Regions from separate parts of the Homo sapiens genome. Here region 1 is linked to region 2. A link is a loop called in an ENCODE intact Hi-C map of the cell type or tissue named here. Cell type or tissue: prostate gland. All regions are shown on one strand. Links, peaks and the distances in the headings refer to the core of each region. The heading gives the core; the rest is flanking DNA.

Region 1 (15,637 bases), core at 4,631-12,630, 900 kb before region 2:
TCCAGCCTGAGTGACAGAGCAAGACTCTGTCTTGGGGAGAAAAAAAGATAAATAACTATATTTTTCCCAAACAAAATACAATTAATGAGAAGAGTTGCATTGTTTTACATTTTTGCCAATCTCTTCAATGTCTTGTTTACTGGAAGGCAGCAGGATTCTTAAATCTGTTTTGGCATTCAATCTGCTGAGATATATTGTTTTGGTTGTTTAACATGAAAAATCCAGCCTCACACAGACATGCAGGCCAGGGACAGTGGCTCACGTCTGTAATCCCAGCACTTCGGGAGGCCAAGGCAGGAGGATTGCTTGAAGCAAAAAGTTTGAGACCAGCCTGCGTGACAAAGTGAGACCTCATCTCTACAAAAACTAAAAAATAAATATATATAAATATAGCCAGTCGTGGTGGTGTGTGCCTGTATTCCCAGCTACTCGAGAGGCTGAGGTGGCAGGATCACTTGGACCCAGGAGTTCGAGGCTGCAATGAGCTGTGATTGTGCCACTGCACTTCAGCCTGGGTGACAAGCGAGACCCTATTTCTAAAAAATAAAATAAAATGGGTATGCAGATGGAAAAGGGAAGAGTATTTTAATCCTTTTTAGATAACTAGATATGCTATGTACCTGCTAGAAAACTCCACTGTCTACCAGAAGGAAAATGACGGTAAAAAGGTAAACAGTGTCCTGGTATTATCATGAAAATAGTTTTGAGTCTAGAGATCCTGGGACCACGCTTTGAGAGCCACTGGTTTAGACGATGACCTACAACATCCCAGTGAGGTAGATCCTTTTTTTGGTCCCTATTTTACAGATGGAGAAACTGAGGCACAGAGAGGCAAAGTCCCCTTTTCACCGAACATCCCACAACTGCCAAGTGTCAGAGCTGAAATGAGGCTCAATCCCAGGTTGTCTGTCTCCACCTGCCTTTTGGTGACTACCCTGTTCAGCCTCTCAGCAGGACTCCAGCGACCACAGACTGGAGCTCTTCCCATCCACGGGGACGCAGAGAGGCAGGGAAGAGGGAACAGCAGAGGGACTGCCCCATGGCTAAAGGTGGGGACACACACAAATGGGACTCAGCCTCCGAGAGCTCCTCCTCTCCGATGTGGCTCAGACTATCTCCGAAGTGCTTTCTGCCAGAATTCCAGGCAAAGGGAATTTCCACACTGAGGTTATCTTCCCATGCTGCATCCTCCCAGAATTCATCCGGCCGTGGGCTTTTGAAGGAAGGTCATTCCCAGGACCCGGGCACTTTGCCTTTCTTGAAGCATAGGTGGGGGACACAGGTAGGAGCCATAGTCGTTATCCAGATCAGTCTTTCCAGAAGTGTAGGGTTTCAGAGATAATTTTTTTTTTTTTTTTTTGAGATGGAGTCTCGCTCTGTCACCCAGGCTGGAGTTCAGTGCTGCGATCTCGGCTCACTGCAAACCTCCGCCTGCCAGGTTCAAGCGATTCTCCTGCCTCAGCCTCCCGAGTAGCTGGGATTACAGGCATGCGCCACCACCATGCCCAGCTAATTTTTTGTATTTTTAGTAGAGATGGGATTTCACCTTGTTGGTTAGGATGGTCTTGATCTCCTGACCTCGTGATCCACCTGCCTCGGCCTCCCAAAGTGCTAGGATTACAGGCGTGAGCCACCTGGCCTGGCCTCAGAAATGATTTTTATCCTCCGAGGCAGGCAGGTCTGAGGGCTGGGCATGGGCTCTGGAGCCAACAGCTTGCATTTAAGTTCAGCTACCTCTGCCTTCCAGCTCAGTTTTCTCAACTGCAAAATAGGAATAATAATAATATCCCTACATGACAAAGTTGCTGGGAAAGATTCAATGAGAAAATATGTTAACTGCCTCTAAATGGTTACTGTTTTTATCATAATATTATTGATCATGATGTTATATATTCATTCATTCAATCAGTAAACATTAAAGGAGGACTCCTGTGTGGCTGGGATGGCTCTAGGCACTGGGGATACCAGTGAACAAAACAGAAAAAATTAAAGCAGCAAAAAACCTGCATCTTCCTGGAGCTTCTGTCCTAGAATTAAGGCCAGTCCGAGGCAGGGAACTGGAATGTTTGGAGACTCTCACAGTCATTCAGGAGACAGACTGTGATGACCACAATCGTGGCAGGCGAAGGGCTTGGGTGGTTGGTTCCAGGCTATTTTTAAAGGTGGAACCAATGGGATTTGCTGATGTGGCATGCGAAAGAAGTAAAGAGAGTCAAGGATAACTCAAGGTTTTTGGTCCAAGCAATGAGGAGGACAGATTTGCCCTTATTTAGGAAAGGGACACTGGGAGGGGCAGAGTTGGGGATGGGGGTTGATAAAGAAATCAGACACATTAACCTCGAGACTCAGGTTAGACATTCAGGTGGAAACAGACCAGGTTCACAGAAAAGCTACGGAATTACAAACTGAGGAGCTGTAAGCATTTAGATGGCACTTAATGCCATGGAATCGAATCAGATCACCTGAGGAAGAGGTTCTTAATCTGTTGTCCCAAGATATAATTTCCTGAAATTGAATGGCAAAAGTATGTATTTGTTTATTTTCATTAACCTATAACTAGCATCCCCTTCAATTATGAATGATGGTCCCTGGGACTTTGTCACCAATGGGAATTACGGATATTTTCATATCACATTGTAGTCAACATGGACTTCTTAAAATATCATTTGAGCCAGCGCTACTTCGAAATCATGGAAGTTATCAGACCTATCCATTGTCCATTAAATAACTGCTTCATCGTGCCATTTTATGTGTAAAGAAGCATACATATCACAGTTTATAAAATATTTTGATAAATATGTTTTCATATAACTGGCTTCCTTTGTAATTCTCTGTATTTTCTATGAACTGGAGGGGTACACCAGGTGGTGTGTGACTTCTGGAAACTCCCCTCCAGGAAGGGAAGTGAGCTTCCCTTATAGTTTCTGTGTCCTGCTGGTTGGATGCAGACAGGATGGGATGCTGCTTTAGATAAGGACGATCGCCCAGGATGATGGAACGCCATCTGACCATCACCCATCAGGAGCCTGGGAGCCAACACCATGCCTGCCACATCATCTCTAGGCTGTTTATGCCCAAACTGTCAAATGGGAGAGAAATAAGCACCTATCATCTCTAATCCGCTGTTAATTAGGGACTGAAGTACCCTCAACTCCACCTATATTCTAATAAATCCTGGGGGTATCTGTGGCACAAATCCAGTGGGCTGGCGCCACTTAGGAGGGCTCAGCAAACTATTTCTGCAAAGGGCCAGACTATGTGTTTTCAGCTATGCAGCCATAAGGTCTCTATTGCAATGATTCAATTCTGCCACCGTAGAGCCAAAGCAGCTACAGACAGTACATACACTAATGGGTGTGGCTGTGTTCCAGAAAACTTTGTAAAACCTGGCAGCAGACTCCTGTAGGCCACAGTTTACTAATCTCCACCATGCAGGAATGTTACCAGTAATGGCAATACCATCATTATCATTATTATCTTTTTCAAATTTTTGTTTTATTTTTTGAGACAGAGTCTTGCTCTGTTGCCCAGGATGGAGTGCCACTGCACTCACTGCAAGCTCCACCTCCCAGGTTCACGCCATTCTCCCACCTCAGCCTCCCGAGTAGCTCGGACTGCAGGCACCTGCCACCACGACCGGCTAATTTTGTTCTTGTATTTTTTATTAGAGACGGGGTTTCACGGTGTTAGCCAGGATGGTCTCGATCTCCTGACCTCATGATTCACCTGCTTTGGCCTCTGAAAGTGCTGGAATTACAGGCTTGAGCCACTGCACCTGGCCTTTATTTTATTTTATTTTTTTTGAGACAGGGTCTCACTTTGCCACCCAGGCTGGAGTGCAGTGACATGATCTTGGCTCACTGCAACCACTGCCTCCTGGTTCAAGTGATTCTCCCACCTTAGCCTCCTGAGTAGTTGGGAGTACAGGTGCACACCACCACGCCCGGCTAATTCTTTTGTATTTTTAGTAGAGACAGGGTTTCACCATGTTGGCCAGGCTGGTCTTGAACTCCTGGCCTCAAGTGATCCACCCACCTTGGCCTCCCAAAGTGCTGGGATTACAGGCCTATCATAATCTTTTTTTTTTTTTTTTTAAAGAGAAGTTTGTAATCTGGGTATTTTTGGTTAAATTTCCAGATTTTAAAAAGCATCTTGTAACTCTGACAGAAATTTGGGGTTGAAGTGTAGACTCAGGCTGCCAGCTGCCATTTTGCAAGATCCATATTTGGCCCCCAGGGTCACAAAATAGAAACTGAGCTGGTTCAGGCTGAGTTTTGATCCTACCCCTGACACCAGTAGAAGAGTCCTCCACTGGGCCACTTTCATGATCTGTCATTTGGCTTCCTGGGGCTCCCGGTCTGGGCAGCAGAGAACAATCCCATTAACCTAGCAGGGGAGCTGGAGGTTCCTGAGGAACAGTGATAAATGAAAAGGAAGCCCTTTTGCAAACTCTAGAACAGCATAAATATTAGATGTGAAATGCCACAGGACTGAAGTCTTTGTTTTTTTGGCAGACAAATTGGCTGAGGAGGCAGGGCTGGCAAGAAATGCATTAAATAAACCCAGAGCTCCACAGCTCTCAGGGCTGGGGTATTTCTGATATTCTGTAACTGGATCCTTTTAACTTTGTGCTGCTTTGCAAGGTTACAGCCTGAGTCGAGTTCTTCTGCTTTTGAAAAAAAAAATACCAAATGCAAATCACTGCACGAAGTGATAAATCAATGCTATAAAAGTTCTGGATGCCAGAGATGGGATCTTGCTGAACTGAAAGCTGTGTGAAAACAAATGAGGAAGGTGGGGTCATGATTCCGCACGAAAGAGGCATCTTATGTTGGAAGCAGAGCGAGCTGGGGGCTGGGAGAAATGCTCTCCTCCCACTTGCCCTTTAAGAAGAAGCTATTTTTTTTTTTTTTTATGAGACAGAATTTCACTCGTTACCCAGACTGCAGTGCAGTGGCATTATCTTGGCTCACTGCAACCTCTGCCTCCCGGGTTCAAGAGATTCTCCTACCTCAACCTCCCCAGTACCTGGGACTACAGGCATGCGCTACCACGCCTGGCTAATTTTGTATTTTTTTAGTAGAGACGGGGTTTCACCACGTTGGTCAGGCTGGTCTCGAACTCCTGACCTCAACTGATCCACCCGCCTCAGCCTCCCAAAGTGCTGGGATTACAGGCGTGAGCTACTGCGCCCGGCCTGCATGTGGGTTTCTATAGTGGATATCTGTTTTATTTTTCTGCCCAGAATCCATTCTCCTGTCTTTTCATAATTGTGCCTTCAGTCACCAAAGAGGGAGGGAACCAATCTTTCCCCTTTCTCAGCCTTACATGTTCTGATGAGGCTCTTTCTAGCTCTGAATCCTGGACCAGGCCCATGAGGTTGGCCTGGACAATCAGGGTATCTCCTTTTGCCTGGCTGCTGTGATTGGGTGAAAGAGACATAAGACCCTAGATGAGCCAATGAGAGCTTTCCCTGGAACTTTTGCTGGAGCCCTTGGAAAGAGGCCTCTCTTTCAGCTGGGGTCACCACACTGGGGAGATGGACCTGTGGGGGCCATCTTGCCATCACAAAGAGGGAACCTTCCTAATAAAGCCAACCCAATGACAGAAAACGCAAGAAGCAGAAAGACAGGGTTCTGACAGCGTTTGAGCACTGGGACCTGGCAAAGTTTGCCTGAACTAATTTCGATTATGTTTCTTCATGCTGGATAAATGAGATAGTAATCTAAATTCCATTTTGTTTTTATTTTTTTGCTGACTTCAAGCCTAAGGCCCAAGAGTTCTCCATCTGTTCATTTTTTTTATTCGTTTGAGTTGAGGTTTCACTTGCCCAGGTTGTAATGCAGTGGCACGATCATGGCTCCCTGCGGCCTTAAAGGCCTGGGCTTAAGTGATCCTCCCATCTTAGCCTCTCAAAGAGCTGGGACCACAGGTGTGTGCCACTATGCCTGGCCAGTTTTTAAAATTATTTGTAGAGACAGGGTCTCTCTATGTTGCCCAGGCTGGTTTTGAACTCCTGGGCTCAAGTGATCCTCCCACCACAGCCTCCCGAAGTGCTGGGATTACACGTGTGAGCCACCGTGCCTGGCCTTGTTCAAATCTTTACTGAGTACCCAATACCTGCCTGGTGCTATTTTTGGATGGGCAGCAAACAAAACATGTAAAAAACAAGTTCACTCGCCAGGTGCAGTGGCTCACGCCTGTAATCCCAGCACTTTGGGAGGCCGAGGCAGGCAGATCACTTGAGGTCAGGAGTTCGAGACCAGCCTGGCCAATATGGTGAAACCCTGTCTCTACTAAAGTACAAAAATTGGCTGGGTGCGGTGGCTCATGCCTGTAATCCCAGCACTTTGGGAGGCTGAGGCAGGTGGATCACTTGAGGTCAGGAGTTCAAGACCAGCCTGGCCAACATGGTGAAACCCCATCTCTACCAAAAATGTAAAAAATTAGCCGGTTGTGGTGGCATGCAACTGTAATGCCAGCTACTTGGGAGGCTGAGGCAGGAGAATCGCTTGAACCTGGGAGGTGGAGGCTGCAGTGAACCAAGATCGTGGCACAGCACTCCAGGCTGGGCGACAGAGCAAGACTCCGTCTCAAAAAAAAACCAAAACAAAAAACGAAAATTAGCTGAGTGTAGTGGTGGGTGCCTGTAGTTCCAGCTACTTGGGAAGCAGAGGCAGGGGAATTGCTTGAACCTGGGAGTTGGAGGTTGCAGTGAGTCAAGATCATGCCACTGTACTCCAGCCTGGGTGGCAGAGTGACAGTCCATCTCAAAAAAAAGAAAAAAAAAAAAGTTCACAAACATGCAAGATAATTTCAAGGGGGCGAGAAGTCCTAAGAAGAACATAAAGCCGGGTGTCATGGTCGAGAATGAGAGGGTTGAGGAGTACTAACCGACACAGGAAGGGCAGGAAGGAAGAGAGAATGGATGGAGGAAGTTCTCCGCAGTGTGTGAACAACGCTCTAGACCAGGGATCCCCAACCCCTGGGCTGCAGACAGGTAGACAGGTAGCGGTCTGTGGCCTGTTAGGAACTGGGCTGCATAGCAGGAGGTGAGTGGCAGGCGAGTGAGCAAACTTCATCTGTATTTACAGCCGCTTCCCATCACTTGCATCACTGCCTGAGCTCTGCCTCCTATCAGATCAGCAGCAGATTATCATAGGAGCGTGAACCCCGTTGTGAACTGTGCATGCGGGGGATCTAGGTTGTGCACTCCTTATGACAATCTAATGCCTGATGATCTGTCACTGTCTCCCATTGCCCCCGGGTGAGACCATCTGGTTGCAGGAAAACAAGCTCGGGCTCCCACTGATTCTACATTATAGTGAGATGTATAATTATTTCATTACATATTATAATGTGATAATATTAGAAATAAAGTGCACACTAAATGAAATGCGCTTGAATCATCCCAAAACATCCCTCACCCCCAGTCCGTGGAAAAACTGTCTTCCACGAAACCGGTTGCTTGTACCAGAATGGTTGTGGGCCAGTGCTCCAGACAGAGGTAACTGCACATACAAAGGGCCTGGGGCAGGAATGGACCTTGGAAGTTCTGAGGAACAAAGAGGCTAGGCAGCCTGAGTGCTGTCACCAAGGAAGGGACAGATAGGAGATGTGGACAGAGAGGTGAGCACACCCAGGCCAAACAAGGTCTTGGCAGCCCTGGCGAGGAGATGCCAGTTTATCCAAAAAGCAGTGGGCAGCCGTAGGAGGTTTTCAGCCGGAAGTGATGTGGTCAGGTTTACAATTTTTAAAAGTGTCCTCCGGCTGTGGGTGGGGAGAAGGAATGGCCAGTTGCTGGGGACAAACAGGGACAAGCAGATCGCCAGGGCGAGAGGCGAGAGCTGCTTCTGTCTTGCCACTCCATGCATTCCTGTCTTCCGCCTGCCTGTTTTTAGTGAGGCTGTGGCTATTGAGGAAGACTGGGCTGCGGGGGACACCAAGGCCCTGCTGACTGGTTGTAGCAGGGCCAGGCGGAGCTCTGGGTGTTGGTGGCATGGAGGGCGGGCTGCCTGTGCCTAATTAAATGCTGGCTCCAGCCATCCGCTCCCTAGAAGGGTCTTGCAGCTCCTGCAAATGAGGATGAGGCCCATTCATTCCCTGGAAACTCAATTAGCTGGGTATGGAGGGCTCCATCTCTAGTGACAGGTTTTATTGCCTGCTGAGTCACCACGAGGACAAGCTGTGTCTTAAATATCTGTCTTGTGCCTTTTAAAGTGTGGTTTTGTTCAGAGGGATGGACTAGAGGAGGGGGAGAAAATCCACAACAGACCCTCAGAACAAGGCCTGTCACTCAATGGATATTTAATTATCGCCTTGGAGGAATCTGACACTACTTGCACCTTTCAAAGAGCTGTTCTCAGCGCCATCAGACTGACCTCCCATTTCTATGACAAATATTTTGTAGAGCGCCCTTGTTTTCTTGAAAGGAAATTTATAGGTAACAAAAGCTACCTATGCATGTCATTTCCACAAAATCAATATAATGCTCTAACTGCAATCTACAGGGAAAATAAAAGGAAAGCAATTTATAATGAAGATAAATTTCAATATGAAATTCCCCCAGCACATCCATCAAGAAGGCACAACACAGTAGTCAGGCAGACGCCTGCACCTAGACACAGATTCACTGGGAATGTGACAATTACAAGGGCAGCTGGGTGGGCGGGCGACATTTGCCATTCAAATCCTTTGGCGTAGCACTGTCATCGGGGATGGGACTTTCAGAAATAAGGAATGACTCTTGGGAAAGTTTTGCACTCAAGTATAATATTGCCTCCATTTTCTTATTCCGTACATTCCTGGGAATATGCAAAAACCCTCCAGTATTTACATATAAAATAGACGTAGGTTCAAGACTCAGATGACAATAAACATAAAATAATCTACCCATATGAGTGATGTGGTAGGAAACTCAGAAGCTATGTGGAATACAATGCAATGTGGGGGCCACGTGGACTCTGCTGTGCAGAGCAGGACATCAAAGTCCTTCTTAGTCTCCGCCCCCAGGAAGCCAGCAAAGTCAAATCCTTCACCATCACCGGCAATGCAGTCACAGAGTTTAACCCCTAGGGGGCGGTGTGCTCCCTTGAGAACCACCAGCTTAGAAAGAAGTTTGCAAGCCGGTGGCCTGCAGACCAATCCATCCCTCAGGTGTGTTTGCTGTGGGCCTGCCCGGTGTTTTCAGTTGCTCATTCTTAAAAAGTAGAGTGAACAGTCCACAGTTGAAATCTGGGCACCCCCTCCCCACCCAGCCTGCCTCTCTGCTTTGGGCTACCTGCCAGCCCTCTATGCATTTGGAGCCCCCAGGCTAGAACGGGTTCACACAGGGATGACAGAGGAAGCCCCGCTCCCGGCCTCGGTGTAGGAACTCGGTTTCCCTTCATTTGCTCAAATCCCCTGCGACACGGATGGATTCCCAAAGGACTCGCTGTGTGGGCTGGCACAACCTGCTGGCCCCGGGATGGATGGTGTCTGCTGCTCGGAGAACAGGAACCTGTCCTGAGACCCTGACCCGAGACCCAGGAAGGTTTGGGAAGACAGATCAAGGTACTGGGAGCATAAGGGGAAGTGAGTGCAGGGATGAGGAGGAGGAGATTGGATTACAGATGAGGAATCACGGAAAGCACTCACCTAAAGTTCGACAGCCACCACCCCCTGCGTTTTTATTGCCCCTTCTCAGTGCTGTGTGTCACTCCCCACTCCCAAAAGATTTTGTTTGATTAGGCTTTATTCTTCTTTCTTTTTTAGAGACAAGGTCTCACTCTGTTGCCCAGGCCGAAGTACAGTGGTGTGATCATGGCTTACTGCAGCCTCAAACTCCTAGGCTCAAGTGATCCTCCTGCCTCAGCCTCCCAAGTAGCTGGGACTACAAGCATGGACTACCATGTCCAGCTAATTTTTTTTTTTTCAAATTTTTTGTAAAGATACAGGTCTTACTATGTTGCCCAGGCTGGTCTCAAACTCCTGGCCTCAAGAGATCCTCCTGCCTCGACCTTTCCAAGTGCCGGGATTACAGGCCCAGCCATAGGCTCTATTCTCCTGCTGTCCAAGAGTCCTTTCTGTGCCAATGGAAACATTCTCTATGTGCATTATCCAGTACAGAACCCATGTGCGCCTACTGAATACCTGAACCATGGCTAGTGCACCTGAGAAACTGAAATGCTAATTGTAATTAACGTAAAGTTAAATAGCTCCCTGTGGCTAGTGGCAACGGTACTGGGCCATTTGGCTCCAGCCTAACTCATTCCAGAATGTTCAGGGAGTCACAGCTAGCACCTAGGAGAGGACTACAAAAGGTCTCATGCACTCTGAAACCCCCGGAAGCCTCTTGAGGCCCAGGAGACAGGGTGTGCCTGTCTGTCACCACAGTCACCCTTCCCTCACTTTTGACCCTGCAGCTGTTTCAACGCCCACTGCAGGTGGAGATTCCTTGAGAGAAACCATGGTTGGGAAGGGAAGGCTACGCATGGAGCTGATCTTCAGGGCGGCCACACTGCTCCCCACCCAGGACCACAGCTGGGGCAGTGAAGAGGGGAAGAGCGGCAGGTTTGCTCAGTTTGACATCGGCTCTGCAGCCTTTATGGGGGGGGGCGGGGTTTAATGTGTGAAAGAAACCAGCCGTCACGAGATGAATGTGTTCCCCAAAATATATGCTCAAGTCCTTGCCCAGGTACCTGTGAGGGTGACCGTGTTTGTAACATGGTGTTGTAAGATGAAGTTACGCTGGATCAGAGCGGGCTCTAGTCCAATCACTGGTGTCCTGACAGAAGAGGGAAATTTGGACACTGATTCAGAGAGGAGCAGGCCACGGGAAGAGAGGGACCCACAGGGAGGAGGCCGCATGAAGATGAAGGCAGAGGCTGGAGTGATGTGGCCACAAGCCAAGGGGTGCCAAGATTCCCAGCAACCCCCAGGAACTCAAGGGCAAAGGACCCTCCCCTGAAGCCTGCAGGGAAAGCGTGGCCCTGATGATGCTTGATTTTGGGGTTCTGGCTCCCGGAACTGTGAAAATCGCCTTTTGTTCTAAGCCACCCAGTCTGTGGTCCACTAGGGAAGTGGATACACCTGCTAAGGGGGTGGGACAGAGAGGGTGTCGCCTGGAAACAATCGGAAACCCTGCCCCATCGGCCTCACATCAGCTTCCTCTTTCCCCGTGGCCACTTCCTCTTACGGCGCAGGGAACCTCTCCTCCTGGGTTTGTGGGCACAGGTCACGTATCACTCAGGGTGGCGTCTTATCACAGGCACTGGGTGACTAGTGCTTAGATGTCACAACACTGCTGCACAGATGGAGAGACTGACGCCCAGAGGGGATGAGGTCTCAGCTCAAGGTCACAAGGGCGCTTAAGGCGGAGTCTAATTCTTTAGACTCTTGCTCAAAACAAGTGCTTCACTTATTTTGAAATCTGAGGTCTTAGAGAAAGGAAGTGACTATCAAATTAGAGGAAGAAATTTCGCTTGAAGATGTGCACGGAGGCGGCAAATCCGTGCCTCTCGAGGACACGCTGGGTCAGCCTGGGTCCCAGGAGGGGCTGTGCAATTCCCGTGGATACTCGGATCCCCACAGTGGGGAAGGCTGGGTGTTCGCTGCAGAGAGACAGGAAGGCTACCTGCTGTGAGCAGTGGATACACTCCACGGGGTGAATGGAGAGGCTCTGCTGTCCCCCCACAGGCCGGAGAGGGGGAGGGAAGATGGGCAGATGAGAGGCAGCTGGACCGAGGGAAGAAGGGAGCTGTGTGTGTGCGTGCGTGCGTGCACACTTGTGTGCACTCAAGGAGAGAGGAAGAGAGCAGGGAGCAAACCCAGGAGAAGAGCCAAGCAAAGAGAAGGCTGCCATTGTGAAGGCAGGGACAGCTGCACCAGGGGCCCAGGGACGGCATCCCGGGAATAATTTCAGTCTTCTCTTCCCTGTGTGTGCAGAGAGGCTGAGAAGAAAGAGGAGGAAAGGCTGAGATGGTGGGAGTGGGGGTGGAGAGGAGAGAAACGGGAGAGGAGAAAGGAGTGTGGAAGAGATGGGGGTGGGCTGCTGGCGGGGACAGAATGTGGAGACTTAGTCACCAGTCATCCTGGGAAGGTCTCCTGAGCACCTACGATGGGGTGGGCACTCTCTAGGCCTGGCAACCCGCGAGGGCACAGAACAGAGGCCGCTGCTTCCAGGGAGCTGGCATTTTATTTATTTATTTTTGAGATAGAGTCTCATTCTGTCACCCAAGCGACAGAGTGTAGTGGTGTGATCTCGGCTCACTGCAACCTCCACCTCCCTGGTTCCAGTGGTTCTCCTGCCTCAGCCTCCCGAGTAGCTGAGATTACAGGCTTGCGCCACCACATCCAGCTAATTTTTGTATTTTTAGTAGAGATGGGGTTTCACCATGTTGGCTAGGCTAGTCTCAAACTCCTGACCTCAAGTGATCCACCCGCCTCAGCCTCCCAAAGTGTTAGAATTACTGGCGTGAGCCACCACGCCCAGCCTGAGAGCTGGCATTTTAGAAACGAGACAATCAATGAGACAAATGGGCAGAATACACAGTCAGTGGTGTTCAGTGGTGATGGGGGCACTGGTGGGAAAAAACTGGGATGAACAGGAGGCATGGGGTAGTCAAGGAAGGCTTCTTTGAGGAGGCAGCATTGGAACACAGACACGAGGAAAGTGCAGACGTGTAGAAGTTTTGAGAAAAGGAAAGAAGTGCAAAGCACTGTGAGTGGGTGCATGTCAGGTGTGGCTGACTGCTTGAGAAGCTGTGGCTGGAGGACAGTGACTGAGGGGAGACCAGGAGGCTGAGAGGGTTCAGAGAGAAGGGAAGGATCACTGGGACCCTGAGGTGGCTGTCGGGGCCTCTACCCTGAGTAGGTGGGAGCCAAGGAGGGCTCTGCCCAGAGGAGAAAGAGCATCTGAACTAGGTTCTGACCAGACCCCTCTGGCTGCTGCATTGAAAACAGACCAAGGGGTCATAAACGCAGAAGCTGGGGGATCCCAGGAGAAACCTGGAACAGGGCAGGCGGGGAAGACAGTGGCGCGGATGGGCTGGTGGCAGCAGAGGGGACTCTGGGCATATTTTGAAGGCAGAGCTGACAGGGTTTGCTGATGAACTGAATGTGGAGTGTGAAAGGAATAGGAAAAAAAAAATCAAGAATGGTGCTAAGGTTTTGGCCTGAGCAACTGGAAAACTGGAGGTGCCGAGGAGAAGCCTGTGAGAGGCGCCGGGGAGGCGGGGGACCAGGAAGTGATGCTGGACTCATGCTTGATGTGCTGGGGAGAGCTCTGGGGCGATGGCCAGGAGGCAGAGGGGCCAGGGTGGATGGGGTTCAGGGCAAGGGGCTAAGGGTAGATCCAGAGAGTGGCAGGGAAAGAGGGGCATTGGGCCACTTTATAGCATTGCAGAGGAGGACGGCCCACGCAGCAGCCCTCCTGCCCCTGCGGTCCTGAATGAAACCGCTTTAGGGAAAAAACAAGTCTCATTTGTTGGGGATGCCAAAATGCCTAGCGGGCGCCTTTCCATCCTCCTGTGTGAGAGGGCGATGGGGTGCCCCAAGTGTAGTGTAGTGTAGATGGGGTGGGGTCATCAGGACACAGAGGCCCCCCAGACCCTGGTGAGGGTAGCTGCCCAAGGCTGATGGCCAGGTTCTGGTCCTCAGCTGACCTCTCTACCCAGCTTTGTGCGAGAAGAGTGAAAATAACTGGGGCGCTCAGGGCCAAACCCCAAAACAGGCTCCAACTGAGAGCCCTGGCAAGGCCTGGTCTTGTAAGGAGCATGTACCCCCTGCTCCCCTGACGCATTTTAGAACATGATGCAGAAGGGCAGAGGGCCCGCCACCATCTCTGCGAAAGTCTGGACCGGATGGCAGAAGCTGGGGCTGGGAAACAACTTCAGAACTGCCAGATTCAGGTGTGGAAGGAGAAAGGCATTATCCCAATGGGGAGAAAATGGCACTCCAATCTAGTTCACCAGAAAGAGCTGGAAAAGGTTGCCTTTTTGTTGTTGTTACTTTTTTTTTGAGATGGAGTCTCATTCTGTCACCAGGCTGGAGTGCAGTGGTGCAATCTCGGCTCACTGCAACCTCCGCCTCCTGGGTTCAAGTGATTCTCATACCTCAGCCTCCCTAGTAGCTGGGATTACAGGCGCCCACCACCACACTCAGCTAATTTTTGTATTTTTAGTAGAGACGGGTTTCACTATGTTGGCCAGGCTAGTCTCAAACTCCTGACCTTGTGATCCACCCTCCTCGGCTTCCCAGAGTGCTGGGATTACAGGCGTGAGCCACTGTGCCCGGCCAGCTGATGTTACTTTTTTTTTGTTTTTTGTTTGCCAAAGGCAGTGTAGTAAAATTGTGATCGGCACTCCAGTATGCTTTTCCTTATTCTTTCCAGCAGCCCTTGATTTCTACCTGGCAGTCCAAGTGCTGGGGAAAAAGGGACTCAGCCAGCTGCTGCAGAGCAGGTGATCCACGCTGGGCAAGTTGGCACAAACCATGTGCTTTATATGATGATTGGCTCAGGGGCTGGCATGTGACTCAGGGTGGTCCAATCAGAAGGGATCTCATGCCTTGAGCATTCTGGAAAAGGATGCTCTCTTGCTCCTGCCAGATGTGGACAAGGAGGCACACAGCTGCTGGAGTGCCAGCCACCATGTCCAGACCTCCAGCCTCGTGATATGATCATGATACTCGTAAACCACAAGATCCGACTCTGCCTGCTACTCACCTGTATCTTCTCTTTTTTTTTTTTTTTTTTTTTTTGAGACAGAGTCTTACTCTGTCACCCAGGCTAGAGTGCAGTGGTGCGATCTCGGCTCACTGCAACCTCCGCCTCCCAGGTTCAAGCAATTCTCCTGTCTCAGCCTCCCCTGTAGCTGGGATTACAGGTGTACATCACCATGCCTGGCTAATTTTTGTATTTTTAGTAGAGACGGGGTTTCACCATGTTGGTCAGGCTGGTCTTGAACTCCTGACCTCAGGTGATCCGCCCATCCCTGCCTCCCAAAGTGCTGGGATCACAGGCTTCAGTCACCGTGCCTGGCCTGTTTAGGGAGCAAAAAATTCAATGTTTTTGAAGCCAGCTGCAGTCGGGGTTCCTGTCCGTTGGATCTAAAGGGAATCTATTGCCATGAGCATCACACATCTTCAAGAGCAAACAGGGCAGCCAGGAAGTGTGTTCCCTTGCTCAAGCAGAACTCACACATCAACATCACCTCCTCAGAACCGAGGGGGACACAGCCAGAGTAAAATTGCTGAGTAGAAGGAGATGTCCATTTTCAGCTTTGCCAGAAATTGGCAAACTGTTCTTCAAAGTGGAGGGAACAATTTACCATCATGCTGCTGGCGCATATGATTTCCTGTTTTCCTACATTCTCACCAACATTTGGTGCGATGGGACCTCTTCATATTTGCTGTGGTCATGGCTGGGATGTGATAATGCACTGTTGGCTGCGTTTGCATTTTGCTGATTACCAGAGGCTGAGCACATGCTGCCACATTTTGATCCATGAGTGCAACTTACCATGACATTCATCAGAACACTGGCCTGAGGTGGGCTGTGTGATGTTGTGCTATTGTGCAAATCGTCATCGTCATTGCTAACTTTTTTTTATTACTGTTTTTTAAAAATTGAGAAGGGATCTCACTATTTTGCCCAAGC
Region 2 (15,637 bases), core at 4,602-12,601:
CCGAACCCTTTGGATATTTTCCCTTACATTGTGCAATGAGCATTCTCCTATCCCACTCTTATTAAATGAGGGCTGCCACTGGGACCAAGTGTAGTTATCAACCAAGTAATCGGAGCCACTTCCAGCCTTAACGAACTTACTGTGAAATTCAGAATTCCTAGTAAGTGCACCCATATCAATACCTTTACCATGAGGCAGTGTTATATGCTGACCTCTTTAGTCTAACACTCTTATCATCTATTCATACACATATTCTGCAGGTTTCTGCTAATGTAAATTAGCAAGATCTTTCCAATGTTTTGGTGTATATGCTATTTCCTCTTAGGGGGACTTTGTGCTGGTCCCCCTGCAATAGGCTGATATCTGACCCTAGATTAGTAGCAGCAAAGGTGGAGTCTAGGTAGCTTCTTTCAAGGCAGCCTTCTAATGACCTTGTAAGGAGACACGGGAGGGAGGCTGCTTCTACTTGGTTCCTTTTCCATTAAAAAAAAATGTGGTTTTCAATGCCCACTATGAAGGCAGATACTTAGTAGGTTTATAATAGATACTTTTTAAATGAATGAATAAACAACATTTTTTTTTCTTTGAGACGGAGTCTCACTCTGTCGCCCAGGCTGGAGGGCAGTGGTGCGATCTCGACTCACTGCAAGCTCTGCCATTCTCCTGCCTCAGCCTCCCGAGTAGCTGGGACGACAGGCATCCGCCACCACGCTCGGCTAATTTTTTTGTATTTTTAGTAGAGTCAGGGTTTCACCATGTTAGCCAGGATGGTCTCGATAAGGATAAGGGCCAAGCATTTGAAATTCTATTTTTTAATTTATAATAAAGTAACTTCCAAAATTCAGTCTTTCCCCCCAGTTAAACCTCATTTAAACAGAACACCTGTCTACCTCCTAAGAAGCTCCTACTCTGGCTCAGTGGGAAGCCCCTACAGACCAGGCTGGGGGCTGATCCCCCCAAGTCTCCACATCTGGAAACATGATCCCTTGTACCTATTAGGTGCTCAGTAGATGTCGGCTGAGTGAATGGATGTGGGGATTTTGCCTCCAGAGGGCTTTTCCAGAGCTACCTGTATCAGCTGGGCACTGGTCACACTTCACCTTCCTTCTCTGGGTTGCACTCAAAGAGATAAACTGATCTTACTTTCCTGGTGAAAATCCTCTTCCGCTCATAAACTGATACCATTCTAGTGACCAACAGCTAGCCGACCATGAGTGTGGTGGGTTCCCGCTGTCAGATCTCAGGGCTGAATGCAAATCCAGCCTTGCCTCAATGGCCCTCTTGGTACCCTCATCCTCTCCAGGGAAGCAGCTCCTTCCCAGGCACCCTCTATAATCAGTGACAGCATAGATGATTGGTTGAGGCCTTAGCACGGGTAATACAGTCAACATCACTGGTGCCAACCTGAGAGTCCCTCCTCGCCTTCCAACCTGACTCAACCCCTGTGTGGTCCAAGCACTTGGGAGCCACGAGTTTCAGAACACAGGCTCTGCCCCAGCCCCCGGACATGAATCTTGATGGATCCAAGCCAGAGTTCTCAACTTTGTCAGACCCATGACCTCTTCCAAAGAAGAATTGTGCTTAATGTCTCTTTACTGCCCTGAAATGAAAGTCATAAATAATTAACCTATAACATCATACACCTACTTAAAAACTCATTACAATGCCCTAAGTGGACTATAAAAAGAAATAAAAGGACAATAATTTTTAATGAAATAATAACTTGTAATAAATTAAATCATATTTCAATAGGCAAATGAACAGACACAGACACAGGCACACACAGAGATATAACCAATAGTTAGATCCTAGCCAACTTCTACAGAAGAAGTTTGGATGGAAGAGAAGATCAGGAGTTGCGCTACAACAGAAGGGCAGAAAAATAAAGACACTTGAATATAAATATTATATTCGGTGTACGGTAAAATCTTACAAAAATATCTTGTTTTGATATTAAATTGATGTCGGTTCTAGGCTAAGATGATTAAATGGCTCTTCACACAAGAGCGACCAGAGGAGAAGTGAAATTCGTGTGGGAAACAGGACGGTCTGTCTTATGTGGACTGTCCTGCGCCTTGGAGGCATCCAGCATTCCCAGCCCCACCCAGCTGAATGCCAGCAATATTACCAGTCATTGAGCCAAGCCACCCCCACATTTCCATACAACCTCAGAGGCTGTACCTCTCTGGTGAAAAAGCACTGGCCAAACCATGATAATTCCACTTCCTCTGCCAGCACCAGGCCTAACAATGCGCTTGGGATGCAATTTTGGCCAAAGTTACAGGCAATCCAATCTGCTGGGGGCTTCTGGGAAAGGGTTCCAGTCTCTTATAAAGAGGCACTAGGAAGAGACGCGTTCTTTCTTTTGCTTTCACCTCTTGCACAAGGGTGGGACGCCTGGAGCTGTGGCGCAATCCTACGAGCTTCAGAGTGCAAGCCTGAGGGTCAGGCCAATGTGGAGAGCACAGTGGGAAGTTGAAAAGAATCAGGGTCCCTGGTGATCCCCACCTCTGTACCAGCCAAACCAGAAGTGCTAGGAAGTCCACTGGATTTCTTGATTCATGGAGACATAAGATATTGTCCCTATGATGTAAGAACAATAGGATACTTATTGTGGATTTCTCTGCTGCTTGAAGCCAAAAGCATCCCACCTGTGACAGGTAGAGTCTTTTTGCTTATTACCATAATCCCTTCTACTTGATAAGCAAAACCTTTGAAATGTGCAAAGCGCCAGACTAACCATCTTATCATTGGAACCTCACTCCCTGTGAGTTATGGATTATGATCCCCATGTACAGACAGGAGCACTGAGACCAGGGAGGAGGGGAAGTGATTTGCCCAGCGCCAGGCCCTGTGTTGCCCCAGGGCAGTGCTCCTCCTCTCCCCCACTGCACCCAGGAAGCCTTTGCTATTCTGTGATCTGATGCCTCTTTGGGACTCCATGCTCTAAATATCTACCCCACCCTCATCACCATTTCACATTCTCATTCTTGGGGTGGCGTCCCTGGATTGAAGAACTGTGACTCTCGGCATTTCCTACTAAAATATGCATATCTCATCTTAAAAGAACTAATACATATTCATTAGCACAAATAAATTCTTCATTAGTTCTCAGATATGGCAGGCTTTGAAAGAAATAAGACATGAGACGGGTGAGTTTTGAGCTGAGTTCATTCATCGTGCCAGGGTGAGCTTTCATTTACTCATTCACTCAATGAATATTTAGGAGGCACATCCTATGTGCTGGACACTGGGCTATGTCCTGGAGCCACAGCCTCCTACTCTCCATGGCTCCTGCCCTCATGGAGCTGGCCTTCTAGTGGGATGGCACAGTCAAAACCATAAGCAAGATAATCGCAGATTCGATAAACCCCAAGGAGGAACTTGTACAGCCTGATGGAATCAAATGTGACTCCACAGGGACTCCCTTAGTCAGGGCGGTCAGTGAGGGTCCCCTGGTGGAGGAGAAATGTGAGCTAAGACCCAGAGGATGAGGAAGCCAGCCATGACAAGATCTGGAGGGAGAGCATTTTAGGCCCAGCAAGTGCAAAGGCCCTGAGGTGGGCATGTGCTTGATGCCAAGTGAGCAGGGGAGGGAGGTGTGCAGTGAAGGTAGGGACCAGATCACATAGGATCTTGGATTTTATTTCAAGAGCAATGGGAAGTCATTGAAGATTGTAGATGACAGAGTGGCATCATCTCTCTTGCACTTTATAATGCTCGCTCTGGTGGCTGGAAGAATGGATCATGGAAGCAAGCACAGATCGAGGAGGCCCCATAGGAGGCTGTCTCAGTCCACCAGCTTGGATTAGGAGGTCATGGACAAGGTGTGAGCCATGGATGGAACTTGGAGGGCATGCTGTCCATGGGCTGGGGTCCAGGATACAAGGTACAAGCTGCACTGCACAGGACTGTCTTGTGGGTGTAGGCATCAGGACTGGGAAGGCCCACAATGGGACAGGCCCTGCTCCCACTGCAGCACGGGCCTGTGAGTATGGCCCATTGTGCCCGGGGAGCCTGGCATGAGGGAAGAGTGACAGCATGCAGAGCGGGCAGCAGGATCGAAAGAGGCCAGAGAGAAACCCTGAATCCTTACTCTATGGAGGACTGGAAACTCAGGAGGGCACTGTCAGATCAGGCAGAGGACCCGGTGACCCAGGGCCAGACCGGACTGTGTGCCCTGGAATGTTCTGTGCCCCGATGCCACTTCCTGGATGTGCAGGATAGACACTCAAGAGTTCACTCAAAAGCAACAGGACTAAGGAGCATTCCTCCACCCAGGCTCTGTGAACACCTCTGCTCTCAGGGCAGATCCTGGGTCCTGGATTCTGTGCCCAGTTTGTGGGTTTTGTTTTTTTTTTAGACGGAGTCTTGCCAGGCTGGAGTGCAGCAGTGCAATCTCGGCTCATTGCAACCTCCGCCTCCCGGGTTTAAGCAATTCTCATGCCTCAGCCACCCAAGTAGCTGGGATTACAGGTGTGTGACACCACTGCTGGCTAATTTTTATATTTTTAGTAGAGATGGGGTTTCACCACATTGGCCAGGCTAGTCTCGAATGCCTCACCTCAAGTGATCCACCTGCCTCAGCCTCCCAAGGTGCTGGGATTACAGGTGTGAGCCATCACACCCGGCCATACGATGCATAATCTATATGATGACTGTGTGTGTGTTTACTCTCCAGGTAAGAGGGGAGGAAATAATAATAACAGTTGGCACTCACTGTGCATTTACAATGCTGGAGGCATTTGCTAAGCACTTGAACCAGCTGATTGCTCCAAGTCCCACGATAACCCTGGGAGGGAGGTACTTTCATTTACTCCCCTTTGACAGGTGAGAAAACTGAGGCTCAGAGTGGTCACGTCCAAGAACACACAGCCAGCAAGTGGCAGAGCTGGAATCTGAGCCGAGGCCCATCTGGCGGCTCCTCATTCTGGGATCAGGCTGAAGCCACTGTGGGGCATCGGTGGTGACACTGAGGGCTAGGGCAGGTGTGCAGGGAGCAGTGGCCCAGCAGCTGTAGGCTCTGCGCCCTCTGCCACATCCAGCCCTCAGAGCACCCATTCAGGGTCAGAACCCAGCATAGACTTTAATCCCGCAGTTCTGGCAGCTGGAGGGGAGGGGATGCCCGTGGGCAGAGGTTCTGTGGAATTGGCAGAACCCTTCCCCACCCCACACTCAGCCACAGGCTTCATCCTCTCATCTCCCAGCTTTGTCTGGAATGGTCTCCTCTTTCGAGTAAACCCTACTGATTCTGCCTAATTAGCTCTTCATATGAAATCCCCAGTTACTCTGGGAGCAGCCTCCATGGCGGATCTCCCTGGAGCACGGAGGTGGAGACGCAGGCGAACACACCTCTCTGCAAACTGAATGGATGCAATTGGTCCCCAGGGCCTGAGTCTAACATGGGCCCTGGGCCTCACTTTCCCAGAAGGCCTGGATTCCTAAATGTGGGAGTCACCTTCAAATGAGGCTGCGTCTAGAGTCTCAGAGAAACGAGGACTGTGAGGACCCAGTAGCCCCCTTGGGGCAGTCACCCACAGCCTGGCGCTGATCAAAGGCTTTGCCTGCCCCTCCAACCCCGACACCGGGAACATGCGGTTGGGAGCCCATGCTGCAGATGGGGAAACCGAGACACAGACGAGTCAAGTGACTTGCCCAGGAATCCAAACCCAGGAATCCGGACCCAGGGAGTCCGGCCACAAAGCTCAGGCACTGACCCACGAGCCCTAATCCCCATCTTTACAGCCCCCTCCTTCCCGTCCTCACGCCCAGATGCACCTGGGATGAACGTACTTTTACAAAGTCAATGTAGTTCTTATTTCCTGAACAGCACCACGATAAAGAGTTCGTTTGTTCCTTCAACATTTCAGCCAGCCCGTGGTTTCTATAGCCCTTTCTTGGCATTCCTTCACTTTTAATACACTGGAAGCCCCAAGAGGGAAGCCCCCTGGGTCTTTCCTTGGTGACCTGCTTCTGCCAGCAGCGAGTGGGGCTGCGGGTGGGGACCCAGGACCTGGGACAGGACAAATCCCGGCTCAGAGGCTCCTTGACTGCGTGCCCCTCGGGGAGCGCCTTCCCCCTTCAGCTCCTTCAGCTCCACAGTGGGAGGACAGCGACAACCATGGTGCCCCCCTAGGGCTCTCGTGAGGATTCAGTGAGGTGATGTGCACAGCCTGCGACACACAGTAGGGGTTCAATCAGCACCAAGCATCAGTGTCCCTGCAGTCCCTATGGGGCACGGGGATCTGCCTCACCTGTTAATCAGGAGGAGGAAGGCGAGTCTTTCCTTTTCTTTTTGGAGTCAGTCTCTCACTCCATCACCCAGGCTGGAGCGGAGCAGTGGTTTGATCATGGCTCACTGCAGCCTCGACCTCCCTAGGCTCGGGTGATCCTCCCACCTCAGCCTGGGACCACAGGCTTGCACCACCACCCCAAGCTAATTTTTTTTCTTTATTTTTAATAGAGACAGGGTCTCACTATGTTACCCAGGCTGGTCTCAAACTCCTGCGCTCAAGCAATCCTCCAGCCTCAGCCTCCCAAAGTGCTGGGATGACAGGCGTGAGTCAGGGCACCTGGCTCTAGACTTTCGTCGACGTCCTTTCTGGCTCAGACATTCTGAGCCTCCACCATCGGGTAGGGTCAGACCTTCTGAGCCTCTGCCATCCAGACAGACCCAGATGGATCAGAGGAGGGTGCGAGGGTGAGGGTGAGGCAGAGTGTTCCCAGTCCCTCTTTATGGCCAAGACTCTGCAAACAGGACATGGATCTGGCTTGGATAGGACACAGATGTGACAGCCCTCATGTCTCCCCAGCCTCAGTGCCCCAGGACCCCCTGCCCTCTTCCTGACAGCAGGGGATGTGAGGGAAGGAGGGCAGCCCTGCATCCCACACCCAGGCCCCCTCCCCTCCCCTGATACCCAGCAGCCACGGGTCCATCGTCTTCCAGTGTCAGCCACGCACCATGAAAACAGATACCACCCACCGGGGCCATTCCTGTGCTGTTTTTCAAAGAGCTGTTTGGGCCAAAAGCCAGCAATGCAAGTCTGTGTGCCCTGCAGGGCTGGCCCTCCTCCAGCTCTTCATCTCTGAACCTCCTGTCCCTGGAGCAGCTCATCTCAGCCCTGCCAGTGTCTGGAAAGTGCCCATCATCACCTACAGCTCTAGGAGGGCTCTGGCGAAGCACAAATCAGGACCTGAGAGCATCTCCCGTTACCCATCAGCCCCGTGGCGGTGACATGTGTCCAGCAGGCAGCAGAGCCACTGGGAGGGGCACAGGGTGGGTTGGCTCTGATTGGAGCGGACATGGCAAGAAGGATCTGGAGGTGGAAGCCAGGGCAGCAGGGCCAGCTGCAGGGTGGGGGTGCTCGGGCAGCCCAGCATGGGGAACTGGAGCCTGGAAAGTGCTGGAAGGGAAACATTGCAGGAAGCAGGAGGACAGGGAAGCACCCACCCCACATGCTGGGCAGAGGCTGGCTAGGGACCCGCCCTGGGAGTGGATGGACTTGAATCCTGGGCCCCTCTGCTGAGACCCTCAGGACTTCGGGATGGGAAAACAGAACAGCACAGGGCCGCTGCAGTGACCCAGGGAGAGGAGCTGAGCCAAGCCACCCTCACGCACCCAAGGACCTGCCCCTGGGCCACACCCCAGACAGAGCCCCGGGCTCAGGGTCTGGAGCCACACGGCCTGGGCTCAAATCCAGCCACTGTCCTTGTGAGCAAACTTTGGCTGCAATAATGGGAGGTGCAGCTGGTGAAGGCGCTGGCAGCGGAGGCATTTCCTTAGCATCCCTCTCCTAACCACCCCTGCCCCACTCCAGCCCTCCAGGGAACGCTACCAGTGCCCGGAGGGAGGCAGCTTCAGGCTTGGCTTTCGGCCTCCCCTGCCTGCAAACCCCGAGCTCCAGGCTTGCAGTGGGAGCCTCCCAGGAGCTCTGGGCAGGAGGCCCGCAAGGCTAGGCGGGGCGCCCTGGCCCACAGCGCCATCTAGTGGCCGTCACTTCCACAAAGGTGCACCAGTGACTGTGGGTTTCTGGTCACAAGCTTCGTAAGCACCCCGCTTTACAGTGCATAAGGGCCTTTCATATCCTTCTCCTCCAATCAGAAGAGAGGAAGGGAAAAAAGAGAAAAGAGAGAAGGGAAAGATCCCCGAAAGGAAAGAATTGAAAAATCGAGTCAAGCTCACAGACATATGTTATGGGACAAAGACAAATATAGAAAAGCTTAGAGAGAGAGAAAGAAAATGAGGGGGACGAAAGTAAGAAAGAGACAAATTTTAAAAAGTTTTTAAAAAGAGAGAAAAAAAGAGAAAATATTCACGGCAAGCCCAGCCCAGGAGAGGGATAGCGCCAGTGCCCATTGTCCAGACGATTCCAGGCCCCGCCTCCAGGCTGGCTCTGTCCCAAATACCTGCACCCAGGAGCCAGCCTTCGGTCTGAGTGCTGGAGCCCGGGGAACAGCAGCCTCTGGGCACTACGCGGTCCCCAGCACCACCTGCTGGACAGACAGGGCACTACACTTATCCCGGGAAGTTCCACTTTGGGGCCCTGGAGGAGACTCCTGGTACCCCCGCAAGGCAGCCAGGTGGGCGTAAAGTCTCCATTTCTCAAAGAAGGAAGCTGAGGGTCCCAGAAAGACAGAGAATCTCAGATATGGCCACTCAGCAAGTATCAGGTGTTGACAGATTCAGGAGCAGGCGAGGGTGTCTGACTTCAAAGGTCCTAGTCCAGCCCCCCATGAATGAACCCACGTGGCAGACACAGAGGTTAGAGGGGCCCGCTTGGCCACAGATGGGTGTGGCTTGCGCCCCCCGCTCTGATCACTGTGCTAACCCTGCTTTCTTCTATTAATATTTAGCCGTGATTCACCACTGTCTGGCCCTGGGCTACAGTATGGAAGGGGTGTGGTTCCTGCTCTTACTGCTGGGGGGAAGGTGGACAGGAAGTACACCAACAGTTATTTAGATAAAATCATAAAGCGGTCAACACACCCCATCGTACCTTCCACTTCCTGGGTGGCCTCTGTTGCAGTCCACGCCAAGGGGCCATCTCTGGGTCAGCACCTTTTGACAGATGAAAAAACTGAGGCTCAGAGGAATTCAACCACCTGGGCCCTGCCCTCATCCTGGAGGAGCAGAGAAGGAGAGGCTCCGAGAGACGTCAATGCGGGGCTGCGCCTGCCCCTTGATTCTCCATTGGACGGCACAGTGACTCCGGGTCACCAGGTCCTCCCCGAGCTGACATCGCCATGGCAAGTCCAGAGCTAAGGATCTGGCCGTCAGCGTGAGCAGGCCGGATGAGTGCTCGGACCACGTGGCTCCGGGGAGCTGGAGAGCTGGCACCCTCCTCAAGAAGACAGCCGCTCCTCAGCTCCAGCTGACATGTAGCCAGGTGGGAATGTGGACCAGTGTGACCAGAGCTTCTGATTTTTTCTTTAATCTTTTTTTTAAGAGGCAGGACCACACTACGTTGCCCAGGCTGGAGTGCAGTTGGCTATTCACAGGTGTGATCAAAGCGCACGACAGCCTTGAACTCCTGGTCTCAAGCAATCCTCCCACCTTTGCCTCCAAGTAGCTGGGACCACAGGTGCGCACCACCACACCCAGCTCAGAGCTTCTGATTTTCGAGACAAACTAAAAATCAGAATTCAGAGATGAAATTTGCTGGTTCATAAATATAATTCATTTTTTTAAAACACCATATCAGGAAGGAAGTAAAAAAAAAAACCCACATTTAGTTCCAAGTTTCAGCCTGGAGCCATCAGTTTGAGACCTCTTGTCTCCTGCAAAAATGTCCGCTTGCTCTGAGAGGCCCTTCGTGCTTAGTTTTATACTTGGAGAAACACATCTCGGAGAGGGAGGTGGGCCCGGCTCTCCCTCCCAACTCTGCAAGCACAGCTCTGAGCCTGTAAAGTATGCAACTTGCTCAAGGCCACAGAGAGCCGGCTGGAAACCCAAGCTGCTCCTGCCTACGGCCCCAGGAGAATGTATGTTCCTTCTGCGGGCCCCCAGGGTGGAGGAGAGGCTGAAATCGATGCTTTCTAGAAACGTGTCTGCCTGAAGGAAGACGTCCAATCCTCCCTGTTGACCTCAAATATAGATTGAGGTAACAGGTCTTCCCTCGAAGTGATTTTCCCTGGATCCAAACACTGGCCTCAGATAATTCTAAATAATCAATCCATGACTGTGCCTGAAACCCCACCAGGATTCCCTCTTGCCTGTTAGAGTATTGAGTCCTTTGAAACCTGTAACTGAGAGACGCGAGGATCTCTCTCTGGGAGGGATCCAATCTGGGCCTTCAGAGAATGTAATCTGCAACAGGTTAGTTTGGAAGGAAAAGAGACTGAAAGAGAAGGGGCTCGAGTGTGAAATGGCAGGGCTGGGTGCAGCACCATGGTACAGGGGAGTCCCAAGGGTGGCCATGACCCAGAGGAAACTGTCATCGATTTCAGCATTTTCCAAAGGATTGGAAATCGGGAAAAGATGGAATAAAGAAGAGGCCATACGCAACATACCGAAACCCGGTCTCTATAAAAATTTTTAAAAATTAGCCAGGCATGGTGGTGTGTGCCTGTAGTCCAGGCTACTTGGTAGGCAGCATACTGAAACCTGGTCTCCACAAAAAATTTAACAAATTAGCCAGGCGTGGTGGCACGTGCCTGTAGTTGCAGTTACTTGGGATGCTGAGGTGGGAGGATAAATTGAGCCCAGGAGGTCGAAGCTTAAGTGAGTCATGATCGCGCCACTGCACTCTACCCTGGGTGATAAGAGCAAAAGACCCTGTCTCAAAAAAAAAAAAAAAGGACGAGGGGGCACAGGGCTGGCACAGCAGAACAGGTCTGCAGCCCAGGGAATGAGGTTTCTCTGACTATGCAAACAAACCCAGGCAGCTTCATAAAGATCACCTGGGCCCAGGCAGGTGGAGAACCTGCTGACAGCCTAGGATGCAGCCACCAGGCCCAGGTGTGCACGCAGACTCTCTATTCTCATTGGTGCATTTCACGTCTGCCCAATAGGCCTGTTTGTGGCCAGCGTAAGTTCTGGCTGACTGGGGGTCCGGCACGACCATGTTGTGGGTATTTTGAACTCCACTCCCGCCTGGATCCAACAGGCCTTGCAGGTTGGAGCGAGGAGGATTCTATGGCACCCCTTGGATCCACACTGTCCCCTCAGCACAAGTAAGCCACCCAGGAGGAGGTGTGGAATTCCTGGGAAAACAGTCACTTTTTCCTACCTTCACAGTGAAATGGGAGCTCAGAATCCAGGGGGGAAAAAAGCTGAAATATCAAATAAGGCCTGTTATTTTCCTGTATACCTGGGTTGCAGGCAATCCGTGCAACCTCGGGTCGTCCTCAGCAATCACCCCGCGAGAGAAGCTGCATCGCCCCATTATCAAGGAGGAAACTGAGGCACAGAGTGAAAACATCACTGACTTCGGGGTCGCTGGTTCAAGGCCCCGATGCAGAGATCAGCACTGTCCTCCATGAGGCTTTTAAAGCGCGAGCTCATCCCCTAGTGCCCCCGGCCGCACCCACCCCCCAAGCCACCCACCGCAGATGAAGCAGATCACAGCCTCGTTCTTTGTATTATAAACTGACTTTTAATAATAATAAAAAATCTATCAAGAATTTAACGAGAAGAATCTGTACATTTTAAAGTAAACCAGTGCACAATGCGCTGGCCCTGGGCCCTCCCCCATTTCCCGCAGCAGGGCTAAAGCGGGTCCTCCTTTGTCTCTGATGCAAGATACAGTGACAAGGCCACTGCCTGCCCTCGTGTATGCTGCGGCAAGAGAGGGAAGCGCACCCTGGAGGGCGGGAGGCTCGGATGCCAGATGCCGGGAGGGCTTCAAGCTCCCAGGCCTGGGGGCAGCAGGGAGCCCCCACCTGAACTCACCACCTGCCAGGGGTGACAGGCGTCCCCCCGCTTCCTCCCCAGCTGTGACCTTTCCCTGAAGGCATACCGAAGCTGGGGGGACAAACTGCCGAGGGGGCTTGTGTGGGTCCCTCCTCCCCAGCAGGCAGGGTGGCTTCCTGTGCTCTGGCTGGTGATGTCCCAATCGCCCTGCTCTGAGAAGTTACCATCAAGAAAATAAATCACAGAAGCCACCGCCCGGTGTTTCCCAGTGACCCTCTAACCCGTGTGACACGGCACCTCAGGTGGGGCTCCATCCCCTCCAGCTCCAACCCTGGCTGGCCACCTCTCAGGCCCTTGTAGCCAGTCACTCAAAGAGAGCGAGTTCTAACACCGGCCAACCGCTGGAGAATGGAGGGTGGGGGAAGGAATCACAGTCGATACCTCAAAACGACACCTTACAACCCTAATATTAACAAACAGGAAACAATGACATTTTTTAATTTTTCAATAATTTAGTTTTTCTTTTGTGCTCTTTTTTTTTTAGTAGAAGCAGGAACAGTTGTCAATACTACCTTCTGTTGGTCCCCTGTTAGACAACATACCTTTCTTTGAAATGTAAAATGTCAAATATATAATCACACAACTTTAGAAAAAACAAACTTTGACAACACCAACAACAAAAAATCCCAAAATAAACCAGAGATTTCATGCCATATAAATAAAGTCAGAGCAAATCTCGTGCCCAGGGCTGGTGGCCCCAGTTCCAGGGGCGGTGATGTCCAGAGCTGGTGTGGCTCTCGGGGATCCTCTGGTAACAGGCGTGATGGAGGCCCCGTCTCTCCTTTCCCGACAGAGCCAAGTCTTTTCCAAGTCCACCAAGCAGGTTAGTACAGGGTTAGGGTGAACCTGGAAGCTAAGATGAGGAGGAGGAGACACGTGTGGTCACCTGGAATGTGGACGTTGAAGGAAACCGGGGTTTCAAAAGTGCAGGCGGAGCCATCCCGAGGGAGCCGGGTGGCCCCATGTGGCCTCCATGACGTTCCCTTGGGTTCTGGGGACGCAGGAGCCGAAGGCCAGGCACCAGCTGCTCCCATCAGCTCTATGGGTCTCCAGCACCCCTCCAGCTTCTGGCAGGCGTGTGAAGAATGGGCCGGCCCAGGGCCAATCAGCCAGCTCGTCATCACAGCGAGGGTGGCCAGGCTTGTCCCGGAAGGAGGCAGGGAGGACGCTGGGCAGGTCCCGGAACGGGCGGCTGCGGAAGCCTTGGGCCATCCCTGGAGAAGGCCAGCGCTGCCTGCTGTGTCCTCCCAAATCCCAGCTCCAGAGGCCGCGGCCCAGCGTGGGGCATTTGGGTGTTCAGAGGTCCCCATCCACCGGCGGCTGGCAGAGGCGGTAGAGGCTGGGGATGGAGGCAAAGAGAATGAGGAGAGGCCGGGGCGGGCCAGGACCTATTTGTATTATTTCCATTTTTACCTGAACATGTAATTCATGCCCAGAAACCCAAACTCACAGGTATATAAAAGATGCAGAGAAAAATATCTATGCTGTCCATGCCTTCTGCTGACTGCCAGGCCCCTACCCACAGGCAGTCTCTGCCCACTCAGAGACTGGCATTTACAAATGAAGACGTGTCTACAGGTGCACGTGTGCGTTCAGCCATGTGGGGGTGGGGTGCACATTCCACACTAGTGGGGGCCAGATGGCCACAGCACTCTGCCCCTTACGCAGTTTCACTTGCTCTATCCTGGGAAACTCTATATGCAGAGATGGTTTTGGAGCCGGGGGACCAGACAGGAGGCTGCGTGGTGTCCAGGGCAAGCAGACTGCAATGCTGCACATGTGGTCTGATGTGGTCAGCGCTCGGACTCCACGCCCAGACTGCCTGGGTTCAGAATCCCAGCTTTTCCATTTACTAGCTGTGTGACATTGGACAAGATACTTAACCTCTCTGTGCCTTAGCGTCCCCACCTGCCAAGTGGGGATGACAGCCGGACTTGGCTCACAGGGCAGCTGTTTGGATTAATGAGTCCACAGAGGGGAAGCAATTGGACAGTGCGTGGCACAGGGCAAAGGCCGTGAAGGTATTGAAAGGAACCACGTGCCACTCGTGAGACACAAACAAGGTGTGTGTGGAGCCCCCAGCGCCACAGCACGCACAGTGACTCTCGTCACCACTGGCAGCAGGTGTTGCCGGCGCTCTGTGGTTACGTAAGACGTTGCCGCTGGCGGGGAGCTGCCTGAAGGGTCCATGGAACTGTGGACTATTTTTACAACTTCTTGGGAGTCACATTATTTCAAAACAAGAGTTATTTAAAACTTGTGGGCAGATGACGACAGCAAACTAGGGCTGTGGAGATGGAGAGAGGATCAGACGGAAACAACGTCATGATCCTAAAGGGCCTACATGTGGCACCAAGAGGAAGACTGAAAACCACATGAAGAGAGGGCAGGGTGGGAGGACAGGAGGAAACAGCACTCCCCATGCCAAAGACGGCAGGAACAGAGAGCATTCCTGCAAATCAGGCATCGCAGGCCTGGGCCCAGGCTGCTGTTCAGTTCGCATTTCTGTAAATGGCTAAAAGGTTAGCTTAGGTTGGATCAGCTAAAATCACAGAATTCTTAATTCCACCCCAGGTTAAAGCGAGCCGCTCAGGGGTCAGGGACTCAGGGTAGGGGGCACGGGGTGGGGGGCACATGGCATGGGACACAGGGTGGAGGGCACGGGGCGGGGGCTCAGGGCTGAGAGGGCATGGGGCTGAGGGCACAGTGTAGTGAGGTGGGAGGATCTCATAGAGTCACCGCCTCACGGCACACCTGGGGGCTCATCTTCCCGGTGGGAGCAGGAGCTCCTTTGGGAGGTGACAAAGTTGTGTCTGTTGCTCCTCAAAGAGGTTCCCCATAAATGAGAGGGGAAGCCCCATCTGAGCATTAGGGGTTAGGCCAGGAGCATGATGCCAAAGCCAGGCCTGGGTCGCCAGCTGGGAGTGGACAGGAAGGGGCGGACGAGGCAGCCACTCACCGCGGAGCACCCTGGGGCATCTGGTCCTTGACTCGCAGGTTTTTGGCCAGAATCTCCACCCTTGGGCCCTGGAAGAAGGAACCATCAGGCAGGGGCCTCTGCAGGTTCAGGGCACGTGAGGAAGCACACTGGGGGGTGGGGGTGGGGCCCAGAAGCCCAAGGACCCAGAAGCTAAGATCCTTGCTCCCCTCCAGATTCAGAGAAGGCTCAGGTCTGGGGCTGGTGGCTACCAGCCCCTCATCCCACCCTGGCTGCAAGCATGCCACGCCCTCAGCCCAGGGTGCTGGAGGACCCTGTGGCCAAGCGGCCTCACCTGCTTCCGCATGATGTCCGTGGCCTGCATGATGCACTTGGGCAGCAACCCGTGGCTCCGTGCCAAGATGGCCGCCTGCTCCAGGGACACGCTCAGGGTGCTCCTGCAGCAGGGGAGGGAGGACAGCGGGTTGGCGGTGGGGGGACAGGGGTCGGGGGAGGACAGCGGGAGTCAGAGGACAGTGGGTGAGAGCTGGGGCAACTTCCTGTCCCTCCGAGGCCTCCCAGACCCAATCCTGACCATCACGGCAACGCCTCCTCCTGCCGTCCCTCCCCGCTTGCTCCTCTTCCTCCAGGCAGCCACCACCCTCACTGGCAGGCACTCTGGTGCTTCCCCGTCTGCAGAAGCCCTGTTGAGTTCCCTGTGACATTCCCAGTGCCTCGCTCAGAGGAGGACTCGGTAAATATCTGCTGAGTGAGTGGGGGACTCCCTGGGAGCCTCACGACTTGTCGGC

What was found. Hi-C counts contacts between places; a loop is a spot of excess contacts. Peaks named below come from ENCODE experiments on the same cell type or tissue, not always from the same donor. Only the 100,000 strongest peaks of a DNase experiment are listed, where the experiment ranks them.
Region 1: it touches region 2 in a loop (5-fold over the local background); 53 of 110 quality-filtered maps call a loop at or near these places.

What each region holds. Positions count from the first base shown.
Region 1 is chr20:47,716,472-47,732,108 of GRCh38, forward strand. The region is part of intron 3 of SULF2 (sulfatase 2); the gene reads right to left. Among named protein-coding and RNA genes, the nearest start is that of SULF2, 61 kb to the right of the region's middle. In prostate gland, for the core only: a CTCF peak has its summit at 9,065 (motif pointing right); DNase peaks (open chromatin) are centred at 4,790 and 9,070.
Region 2 is chr20:48,612,678-48,628,314 of GRCh38, forward strand. It overlaps PREX1 (phosphatidylinositol-3,4,5-trisphosphate dependent Rac exchange factor 1), which reads right to left. Exons shown (of 40, transcript NM_020820.4): 38 at 15,184-15,286; 39 at 14,871-14,938; 40 at 11,575-13,250. The coding sequence ends at 13,208. Among named protein-coding and RNA genes, the nearest start is that of PREX1, 210 kb to the right of the region's middle. RefSeq lists enhancers at 4,517-4,686, 6,240-6,740, 6,776-7,484, 8,307-8,366 and a silencer at 7,877-8,006. In prostate gland, for the core only: CTCF peaks have their summits at 7,967 (motif pointing left) and 8,501 (motif pointing left); DNase peaks (open chromatin) are centred at 7,069, 7,984 and 8,424; H3K4me3 peaks cover 466 bases.